2 separate regions of the Mus musculus genome follow, and region 1 is linked to region 2. The links are chromatin contacts, found by Hi-C or POLR2A ChIA-PET in ENCODE. All regions are on one chromosome and are shown on one strand. The core of a region is the stretch at or near the end of the contact, and the rest is flanking DNA. Distances in the headings are between cores, read along the strand shown. Region 1 overlaps Gm12216 (predicted gene 12216). Region 2 holds the start of Irf1 (interferon regulatory factor 1).

The links. A loop is a pair of places that touch in the nucleus more often than their neighbours do. ChIA-PET counts read pairs that join two places held with the same protein, here RNA polymerase II (POLR2A).
Region 1: a loop to region 2 is called in a map of gastrocnemius, with 4 times the contacts of the local background. The contact joins the enhancer-like site here to the promoter of Irf1 in region 2. A Hi-C loop is called at or near these places in 12 of 37 maps with a recorded cell type or tissue (CH12.LX, T-helper 1 cell, T-helper 17 cell and 6 more). POLR2A ChIA-PET finds 5 or more read pairs at or near these places in 4 of 5 experiments (Patski and embryonic stem cell).

What each region holds. Positions count from the first base shown.
Region 1 is chr11:53,847,438-53,852,347 of GRCm38, reverse strand. Gm12216 (predicted gene 12216) reads left to right here. Exons shown (of 4, transcript NR_033332.1): 2 at 2,238-2,343. Gm30785 (a long non-coding RNA gene) reads right to left here. Exons shown (of 3, transcript XR_879845.2): 3 at 4,644-4,910. Among named protein-coding and RNA genes, the nearest start is that of Gm12216, 9.4 kb to the left of the region's middle. Within about 2 kb of position 2,257, at least 2 of the 3 ENCODE cell types and tissues checked have a DNase peak (open chromatin) inside an H3K27ac peak, as active enhancers do; they include gastrocnemius, where a contact is called at or near this core.
Region 2 is chr11:53,768,584-53,774,116 of GRCm38, reverse strand. It overlaps Irf1 (interferon regulatory factor 1), which reads right to left and starts at 4,103. Exons shown (of 10, transcript NM_008390.2): 1 at 3,839-4,103; 2 at 2,742-2,833; 3 at 1,179-1,278; 4 at 285-461; 5 at 142-191; 6 at 1-55. The coding sequence starts at 2,828.

The DNA.
Region 1 (4,910 bases), core at 1,008-3,507, 80 kb before region 2:
AGTATCGAATTCTTTCAGGAACCCCTAAGGAGGAACTGTGATTAATACATTCACCTGAATGCTCTCTCCTTCTCAAGACACTCACTCACATCTGCATCACCCCCTTGTCTGTGTGCAGGAGCATATGACAGTCTCAGGAATTCAGACATCCACATCATTGGAGAGATGATTGCCTTTCAACTCACTACCTAGCATAATCTTTTAAAAACACACATCTGAGCACATTATTCCTCTCTGCCCAGGACCCTGAGAGTTGCTGTGGTTCACAGAGGATACGACTGTTTGGCATCAAGTGCACTGAAAGGCTGGCCACGCCCCTTCTTAGCCGCCTGCTGCCTCCACACCGCTTCCTGTCTGTGACCTAACCTGTACACAGAGCATGCTCCCTACTGCAGGTCTCCACCCCACCCAAGATGTCCTCACTCTACAGAGAGTAGCAAATATTCCTGTGGTAACACTCTAGGCGGCAGGGACCACAGTTACTATGTAAAGACTCCATAGGAGCTAAGAGCCTGGCTAAAGCTTGCCTATGATTGTATCCCTAGCAGGTGCCCGACATGCAGTTGCAAGCAAAACCTGACATGGTCAGGGAGCTCTTGAAGACAAAGGAATATACACGAGATTTGTTTGTTGATCTCGTTTTCTACCGCCTATACTTTGCTCGTGCTCAGCATGTGTGTCTGTGAGTGTGCATGTGCACATGTGTATTATGGATGTGTGTGTGTGTGTGTGTGTGTGTGTGTGTGCATATACAAGGCATGGTGAATGTGTGAAGATCAAAGGACAAGTTCAGCCTATGGTCCTCACCTTCCACTTTGCTGGAAGCAGAGTCTGGGTTGGTTGCCTCTGTGCTGTGCCCTCCTGGCTAAGTGGCCTGTGAGCTTCTGGTGATTCTCCTGTCTCATCTCCTGCTTCCCCATAGGAGCGTTTGGAGTATAGATGCATGCACCACTGCACCTGGCTTTACATGAGTTCTGGGGAATCGAACTCAGGTCTTGATGCTTGCTTGTTTGCTTGCTTGCTTGCTTGCTTGCTTGCTTGCTTGCTTGCTCCTGTGCAGGTACTTACCCACTGAGCCATTGTGTAGCTCCTGCTCCGCATTTACCATCTTTCCTGTGTTACCTCTAGTAGTAGAGTGGAAGCCCTGAGAGGAGAAATTTATCTTGTGTGTATGCATCTCTCACCCCAAATACCAGGGCGGTGCTGTATTCGTGAAGATGTGGGAACAGCCTCCAGGGTACTCAGCATCTCCAGGTTTCCATTTCTCACCAACCTCTTTGAAATCAGCTGATATCCCCATTCTTCATTTTAATCACCCAGCCTAATTTTGACATTAGGCTGACTGGTGGAGACCTTTTAAAAAACATTCACCTGTTGCTCTGAGGATTCAATAAATGAATAAAAGCCAAGCATGTGGTCTACAGCTGCGTGTGGGTTAGCTGCTGTCATTAAGAAATGTCTGTGGGTTGGTGTGTTAATCTTAGCTCTTGGAGGGCTAAGGCAGGTAGATCTCTGAGTTGGAGGCCAGCCTGGTCTATACAGTGAGTTCTGTGATAGCCAGGCTATGTAGAAAGACTTATCTTGGGGTTAGGGGGAGAAAAATAAAAGAAAGAAAAATTGGATGGGACTGGCAAGCTTGCTCAGTGGGGTAAAGGCACTTCTCTTCTACCCTGATAATCTGAGTTCAATCCCCAAGACCCACAGAGTAGAAGGAAAGACCAAATTCCTGAAAGTTGTCCTCTGACTTCCACACACACGCTGTAGAGCATACATGCCAACACACACACTCCCCTCCCAAGTCGACGAATACATACATGTAATATTTTTTTAATGTTTATACTTGCCAGATGTTGCGGCACTTACCCCCAGTCTCAGCACTTCGTAGGATGAGGCAGGGGGATCACAGGTTTCAGGCCAGCTTTGATATCAAGGTCTAAAAAATAAAATTTAAACAGCAGCTAGGTGTGGTGGCCTGTGCCTTTTAATCTCTGGAGGCAGAGACATCCAGATCTCTGTGGGTTTGAGGCCAGCCTGGTCCACAAAGCAAGTTCCAGGCCAACCAGCGCTACACAGCCCAGTCTCAAAATAAAAATAAAATAAAATAAAATAAAATAAAATAAAATAAAATAAAATAGAAAGGGCAGGGAGGTAGGGAGGGCCAGAAGAGCTTGCTTTGGTGGGTGGCTTTAGCTGAGTGCTCTGGGTCAGTCTTAAGTGTTTCTATGTCTGGCCTGCAGGTGGCAGCATGCCCCGGGCCTCCTTGTGATGTCAGGAGGCTGGACAGCCAAGAAAGAAGAAAATGGACTCCCTCCTTCTGAAGACTTGCCTGGAAGCCAGCCCCGAGTGAGTGTGAGCTTTTGCAGCCTCCTGCGTTAGATTGTAGGCGCTGATGTGAACCACATGTGTTCTGTGTTGGAGTTGTTAGTTGATATTCACAATTCGTCTACAAAACCATAATCTGTGAAACCAGCTATCTTTTTAATGTTGCAGGGAATGAAGGACTCCGGGTGGGAGTGGGGAAAGTGCACCCCAGTAGCTCAGCAGGTGTGTGGTATGTTGGAGTGTGAGGTATCTGTGCTAGGCTCTTTAGTCGCTCTCACAGCTGCTCTGTAGTGCTTCAGGGTCCACTGGGGACTTATCCTGGCTCACCAGATCCCGATTTCTGTCAGCCCTAAGGCCAGACTACTCCCTTGATCACCCCACCCACAACCCATTAGTTTAATAGCTTACTTACCCTAAGACCTTATTTGTGCTTCAGTCCTTTGAGGGGCTGGAGAGACCTCAGGGGCTGCGAATGCTTGCGGGTGGAGAACACATCCTTTTCTTTCTAGAGGACATGAGTTCCGTTCCTAGCTCATAACCCACCCCTGGAACTCCAGCTCCAGAGACTGATGTGTTCCTCGGGCCTCTCATGGCACACACACACACAGCTGTGCACATGCACAGGCACAAAAAATAACGCTTTAAAGAAAACTCAGTGGACTTGAATGGGCTGGTGGTCTATTTTTTTTTAATCCCATTTTGTTAGTGTTTCTACCAAATGTTGTATTGTTGTTGAGATTACCTCTGCCTTTTCATGCCAAAGTCACTGCACCCCTCCTTCCTTCTACCCGCCCTCCCTGAATTTCACCTGCTGGGCTTGGTGTGATGACTGTCCCTCAGCTGCGATCCCTTTAAGTCCCCACCTGAGAAGGTTCCTGTGACATCAGCAGCAACCTTGGTGGTCCCTGTTGCTCAGCCCCAACCTGGGTCAGCTTTGCTCCACACTGTCTTCATCCTATGGAATTCCAGACACTCAGCTGGAATGTTGGATCTTAATTTTACCAAACACCCTGCTTAAGAGAGAGGTTTTGCTGGGCGGTGGTGCTGCACGCCTTTAATCCCAGCACTTGGGAGGCAGAGGCAGGTGGATTTCTGAGTTCGAGGCCAGTCTGGTCTACAGAGTGAGTTCCAGGACAGCCAGGGCTATACTGAGAAACCCTGTCTTGAAAAACAAAAAACAAACAAACAAAAAAAGAGTGAGGTTTTTATGGTTGGAAGAAAGAGGTATTTTGTAAATCAAGTTTGCTTTTTGTCTTTTGCCTAAAATTACTAATTTTTAAAAAGTATTTAAATTTGGGCCTGGGCATAATAGTTCATATCTTTAGTTCTAGGGCTGCAGGCTGATCTCTATGGGTTTGAGGAAACCTTGATCTACATAGTAAGTTCCCAGACAGCCAGGGCTACGTAGTGAGACTCTCCAAGTATGATCGCTGTCTTCAAACACTCCAGAAGAGGGCATGGGATCCCATTACAGATGGGTATGAGCCCCATGTGGGGGCTGGAATTGAACTCAGGACCTCTGGAAGAGCAGTCAGTGCTCTTAACCGCTGAGCCATCTCTCCTGCCTTCCAAAACAACTTTTTAATTGATGTATTTTGTTTACAATCCAGTTTCTTTCTCCCTCTCCTGCTCCCTCCTACCTTCACCCCTCCTTCCTCGCTTTGTTTTTTTTTTTGTTTTGTTTTTGTTTTTGTTTTTTTTGAAACAGAGTTTCAACAGTAGCCCTGGCTGTCTGAGAACTCACTCTGTAGACCAGGCTGGCTTCCAACTTATAGATCTGCCTGCCTCTGCCTCCTAAGTGGTGGGCTTGAAGATGGGCACCATGCAGTTTAGTTCCTTTCTCTTCTCTCTCTTAAATTGTCTTCATTTGTTTGCTGTTTCATTTTGGCTATCTGTGGCAGTGGGTTTATTCTCAAGCACAGTCAATAGCCTAGAGAAAGAATTACTACCAGGAGGAGGGGGATGGACGTGGGGTGGCTCAGCAGGCGAAGGTGCTTGCCGCCAAGTCCAGAGACCTGAGTTCAGTCCACAAGACCCACATGGCAGAGAGAGAGAACCAACTCCCACAAGATGTTCTCTGATGTCCATTGTGGTGCTTACAAGTGCACACAGACAGGCACACAAAATAAAATGGAACTTCAAACATGTTTTTTTTTTTTTTTAAAGATTTATTTATTTATTATATGTAAGTACACTGTAGCTGTCTTCAGACACTCCAGAAGAGGGCGTCAGATCTCGTTACGGATGGTTGTGAGCCACCATGTGGTTGCTGGGATTTGAACTCTGGACCTTCAGAAGAGCAGTCGGGTGCTCTTACCCACTGAGCCATCTCACCAGCCCCCAAACATGTTTTTAAACAGCTAATATTAGGGCTGGAGATGTAGCTCAGTGGTAGAAAAAAAAACAACGGCTGGTGGTGGTGGTGATGTTATTCTTTAGTTAGAAATACAGAAGTCAGGGCTAGGGGTGTCACCCAGGGAACTGGCCTACCCTGAGTTTCATTCCCAGCACCTAAAAAAAATGAGAGAGAGAGAGAGAGAGAGAGAGAGAGAGAGAGAGAGAACGAACTGTGACTTACAGAACAAGTT
Region 2 (5,533 bases), core at 2,854-5,353:
GGGTAGAGCTGCTGAGTCCATCAGAGAAAGTGTCCGGGCTAACATCTCCACACAGCTACAAAGAGGAGACAGCTTAGGTTTGCTGTGGCACTTACTCACTGCCCACCCTACCTACAGGCTGGGCTGCCTAGAGCCACTCACCTTCCTCTTGGTTTTGCTCTTAGTGTCTCGGCTGGACTTGGACTTTCTCTCTGTGGGAAGAACAGGCTGTGTGAGGGGCAGCTGGTCTTCCTTCTGCCCGTCTTCCCTCCCCTTCCTCCCGAGGACCCAGTGCCCTTGGCTACCTTTCCTCTGGTTCCTGGTGAGGGGTGGCAGCATCCGGTACACCCGCACAGCAGAGCTGCCCTTGTTCCTACTCTGATCCTTCACTTCCTCGATGTCTGGCAGGGAGTTCATGGCACAACGGAAGTTTGCCTTCCATGTCTTGGGATCTGGCTCTTTTTCTCCTGCTTTGTATCGGCCTACAGGACGGAAGAGTAAAAATGCATACAGCAGCTGCTCCCTGGGCTGGGAGAAGAAAGGCAAGGGAACCCCAGACATCCATACTAGCAAAAACCAACTGTCAACGGGCCCTGGGGCTTCTCACATGCCCAGAGTTGGCTTAGACATCCAGCAGACTGTGAAGGACTCAAATGGGCTCACTTGAGTCTCCGTCCCCCATAACTGCGCTGACTTGGACCTCAACAGTCTCCCTGCTTAGGTTCTCAGCAGCCAGAGACTACTGGGACTGAGGCCTTATCTGATGTTTCTGCAGTACAAGTGGGCACAGCGCCGGCCCCGAGGACAGTTACTAACAGGTCTGAATTGGAATGAGGGCCTGACTCCTGAAGGGAAGAAAGGAGGCCACCAACCAGATGGGGCTTAGGTCAAGGACCTTGAGAAAGGAAGATGGAAGTCTCTTGGTACCCTGACTCACAACTGTTTTTTCTAGGAACTGTATTCTATACAGACTCCTTAAAGCACACATGCTTTCTAACATTTTTTTTTTTTTGCCTTTATAAATCCTCTGAGAACTTGCTAGAACAATGATTCTGTCCTAGAAAAACATAGGTGCATCTCACCCCCCTGCTCCAGTAATTCTGCATGCTGTGTCAGGGAGCTCAGAGGCCACCCAGAACACTGATGGTAGTGTATGTCTCCCCCTGTCTCTCCTCTGCCCCCTCCCCCACCCTGCCCACCTGTGTGAATGGCCCAGCTCCGGAACAGACAGGCATCCTTGTTGATGTCCCAGCCGTGCTTAGCAGCGTGCTTCCATGGAATCTGGAAGATCATCTCTTCCTGAACAGTGTACATAGAAGACCGAGTCAGCTCAGAGTGCGACCGAGGATGCGCAGCCCCCAAGTATGGGAAAAGGCTGACTTCCCCTTTTTACCCCGACATCTGGCCTGGATTGACCCGTCTTGGCTGCCTGTAACAGGGCACTCTGCATCTTTTAGGAAGGGCAGTAGGGGGCTTAGGTTCTGATGAGCCACAGCACCAGAAGCTCAAAGACACCCCTGCCCCACACTGTGGATGTGCTGAGAACCTAAGCAGCACCCCCTTCTCAGCCCTGGCCTGGCAGGCCTTGGATGCTTCTCTCTGGCTACCGAGCATTGGAACATGGGACCTTCTTGCTTTAGAGTCTCCTCAGGACGCCTGGCACAGTGACTCCTACATAGATAGGCTCCTGCTCATACTCCCAAGGGATCCCTGAACCAGACCTGGGTGAGGGCTGCCTATGTAATATTGCCCTACTCTTCTCCCCTTAGGTAAGACATAAAGAGAAAAGGTTTGTGTATGTGTGGGGGTGGGTGGGTGGGGGACTGTTTGTTTTTAATAAAAAGTATGTATGGGAACAACAGCCACCATGAGTTAAGTTTTTTTTTAGTTCTGTTTTTTAAATTTTTATGCGTGTATTGTGAGTGTGTGTGTGAGAGAGAGAGAGAGAGAGAGAGAAAGAGAGAGAGAGAGAGGAGAGAGAGATACAAGCCAGGGCACTTATGTACAGGTCAGAGGCCAACCTCCTACCATGAGAGGACTCTAGGGATCAAAGTTAGGCCTTCAGGCTCACTGGAAGGTGGTGCCTTTACCTGCTGAGCAAGCTCACCAGCCCCAAGATCCAGGAGGCTCTTACCACCACCACTCTTGTTACTGCTGGTTAACTGTATACTATTTCAATCAAGTTGGTTCAAGTTGGTCTTGGGTTTCACACTTTTTACATGACTTTGTAATCTACCTTAAAGTGCCTCAGTTTCCTTACGCGAGACCCATCTCACAGGATTACTATGCCGGTTAAAATGCACAATTTGGTAACATATCAAAAAAGGTGCCAAGCACATATTAATTATCACCAATGCTACTGCTGCTGCTATACTGCCATGCATGCCAGCTGTGGCTTCTTGGGTCTCCTACGTAACTAGTCCCGTTCCTAACCACTATCGACTGCTTTTCTGTCTGTCTTGTCTATCCAACTGGAGCCATGTAAGACTTATGTATACAGTGTTTCTCTTGGAAGAGAGAGGAACCCAGGCTCTGCAGAAGCTGAGAAGTTTTGGTGCTGAGGACTGTACCACTAGGAGGGTGAGCTGGCCACAGCTTCAGGAAGGAAGAAGCAGGAGGCAGAAGTCAGACCTTGCACGTTCTGGCATGCAGCACCCACTGGGAAATACATTTTCCTGCTCTCTTAACGTTCACTCATGAAATTTGGCGCCCCAAGAGAACATGCATTAAACAGTGGCAGGAATACGCAGGATAACACTCACTTTATTGATCCAGATCAGCCCTGGGATTTGGTTGGAATTAATCTGCATCTCTAGCCAGGGTCTCATCCGCATTCGAGTGATTGGCATGGTGGCTGGAGGGAAAAGACAGAGGCCTGTGTTTGGAGTCTGTTAAACAACCCTGGGCACTGCCCTGCTCCACCCAAGGCCGCTCGCTCAATTACCTTCTCCTGTCCTCACACCCAGGTCATTACCCTCCCCCACTCTCCTGCCATCAGCCAGGTACCCAGGTCATAGATTAGGGACCCTGAAGTAGAATGAAACTCTCCAGCATCATGGGCAAAGCCACCTGCCCATTCTTTTCAGTCTCTCCCAGTCAGTCTCAGGAATAAACAACCAAGCAAGTCTGGATGGATGGATGGTTGCAGGATATATGTGCAAAAAAAAAAAAAAAGCCAAAAGACAGACATCTCAATGACAGAACTTTTCTCTCAAAATTCAATCTTTGGAAGAAGGAAGGGACTACTTTTGCTTGTCACCCCCAGCCCTGCACCTTCCAGGCTGTGCAAGCAAGCAAGTCAACCTCCATCTCGGGCACTTCTACCCACCCACTCCAATCCAGTCTATGTCCCCTCTTGACAGCCAGTGCCCACAACATACAGGCTGGGGCGCAACCCCTTCCGGCCTGGTTTCCCCTGCTGTTAAGAGAAGTGGCGCAAGCAACACCTGTGGCACCTCCTCCCGAAAGCCCAGTAGTTCACGACCCGGTCCAGCCAGTCAAGGCAGCGAGCCAACCTCTGCACCGAACACTGCGCGTCCGAAAGCAAGAGCTGGGAGCCAAGCTGCGACCGCCAAAAGTGCGCGCAGGCGGACATCCGAGTCCCCCGGCGCTGCTCGCGGGTGCGCGCGACGGCCACTCTGGGCTACCAAGAGGCCCCGCAGCGGCTCCGCGCACGCAGACCGCCGAGCGCGGCCAGAGGGCGGTGCACGCCGCGGCCCGCCTCCCGCCCGCTTGCAGCGCCCTCCCGAGCCAGCGCGCCACCGCGACCCAGGGTGTCTCTGGCCCCCACTTCCTGGTGTCCCGTGCGCCTTTTGTTCCACGGCACCCGTCGGTGCCCGCGCAGCTCCGGCGAGCTCACCTTTGCTGCAGGAGCGATTCGCAGAGGGTGCCGGAGAGCGAGGCACGGAGTTGCGGTGTAGGTACGCGATGCGCGCACGAAGCGAAAGATGCCCGAGATGCTGGGGTCCCTCTGGCCACCTCGGCTGACCTCGGCGCAACTCGGCCCGGTTCGGTTCGGTTCGGTTCGGTTCGGTTCGGCTTAGACTGTGAAAGCACGTCCTACCTCGACGAAGGAGTGGTGCGCACTGGCGAGTCCGCGGCGCCGCGAAGAAATCTAAACACTTAGCGGGATTCCCCGGCCCGGACTCGGCCACGCCCCCGCCGCGCCGCTCCTGCGCGCCCATTGGCCCACTCGGCCTCATCATTTCGGGGAAATCAGGCTGTTGTAGAGCTAAGCGGCGAAGGGGAAGTACAAGGCAGCTGTGCTCCCCACCCCCTCGGGCCCGCGCCACCGCCCCGGGGCTACCGCGGGCCCGCCCCTTGCTCCACTCCACTCCCCTGCCCCCTTGCCTGTCTTGGAAAGCCGAGACCGTCCCCCTCTTTCTGCAGACTCCCAGCCTGCTGGCTCCTATGATGGTCTTCCCCTTCTCCACGGGAGACACCTAACTCCCTATGTCTCTAGAACACCTGATTCCCTCTCCAGAAGGGTCCCCGGGACTAAATCACCCTCAAAATCAGTCTGGTAATGAAGTGTCAAGAAGGGAGAGATTATGTCCCTGTACCGCCTTACTTGCCACTTGGCTGCTCTGGGAAATTGAGGCAGAAGGCCTAACTTGGAAATACGGGGCAGTAGGAACTCCCAGCCTGGACTCTGCAGGGCCAGCCGTTGAAGGACTCAAGGACTCCGTAACCATAAAATGTCAATAGCTCACTTGCTAGTCTGAAGTGATGGGGGAACACCTTGTCCTTATGGGGAGAGATGATGTGTTTGCTTACATGGGCACAAGATGCGGGTGTGCTTTCCTGTGCCACACGAGGTTCTAGCTAGCGGTGACCAAGGCGACCCTTATTCCTTGGGACTACCTAACACCAAAGAAGTGGATAAAATTCCGAAGTGGCCGTGGTTCCTTCTATGACACCTACTTCAGCTCTCCATCCTCGACGTAGCCCTAGGGAGAGAGTTCCTCTCTGATAGTCTTGAAGTCATTTCTGAGTCCCCAAAGCCTGGCTCTGGAGAAGTTCTGGGCAGCATAGGGAAATTGTGGCTAAGGGGGGACCCAGGTCCCAAGGGGATGGCAAGGGCAGCGGGTTAACTGGTGTTCACGAGTAAACCTTGCCAGTTTGTTCTTTCTCTTAGCGGCTGGGCTAGTGTATACATGTTCCATCTCCGAACTCTGGCCCCTCAGGCTTCTTCATTCGCTTCCTCGCAGCTTCTGACTCACAAGTACATCAGTCCTCTACCGTGTCATTCTCTTGTGTCACCTTCCTCACCCTAGCTGTCCGTCTAGGACAGCACCCAGTTTGAATGTTGCAAGCTGTAATACACACATCAATGGACGATTGTACCTGTAACGTCACTGCCTCATAGACGAGCTAGGAGATTCAAGGTGGCAGGAGGATTTGGAAGGAGGAATTGAGACTCTAGAATAAATACGGAGGTATTTGAAGTCGCAAATTAAGAGAATCACTAGAGACCAGGGCCTTCTGATCACATGACTCTGAATCTGACACCTGCTCTCTGTGCAACAGATGTATACTTGCTCTGTGGAGACAC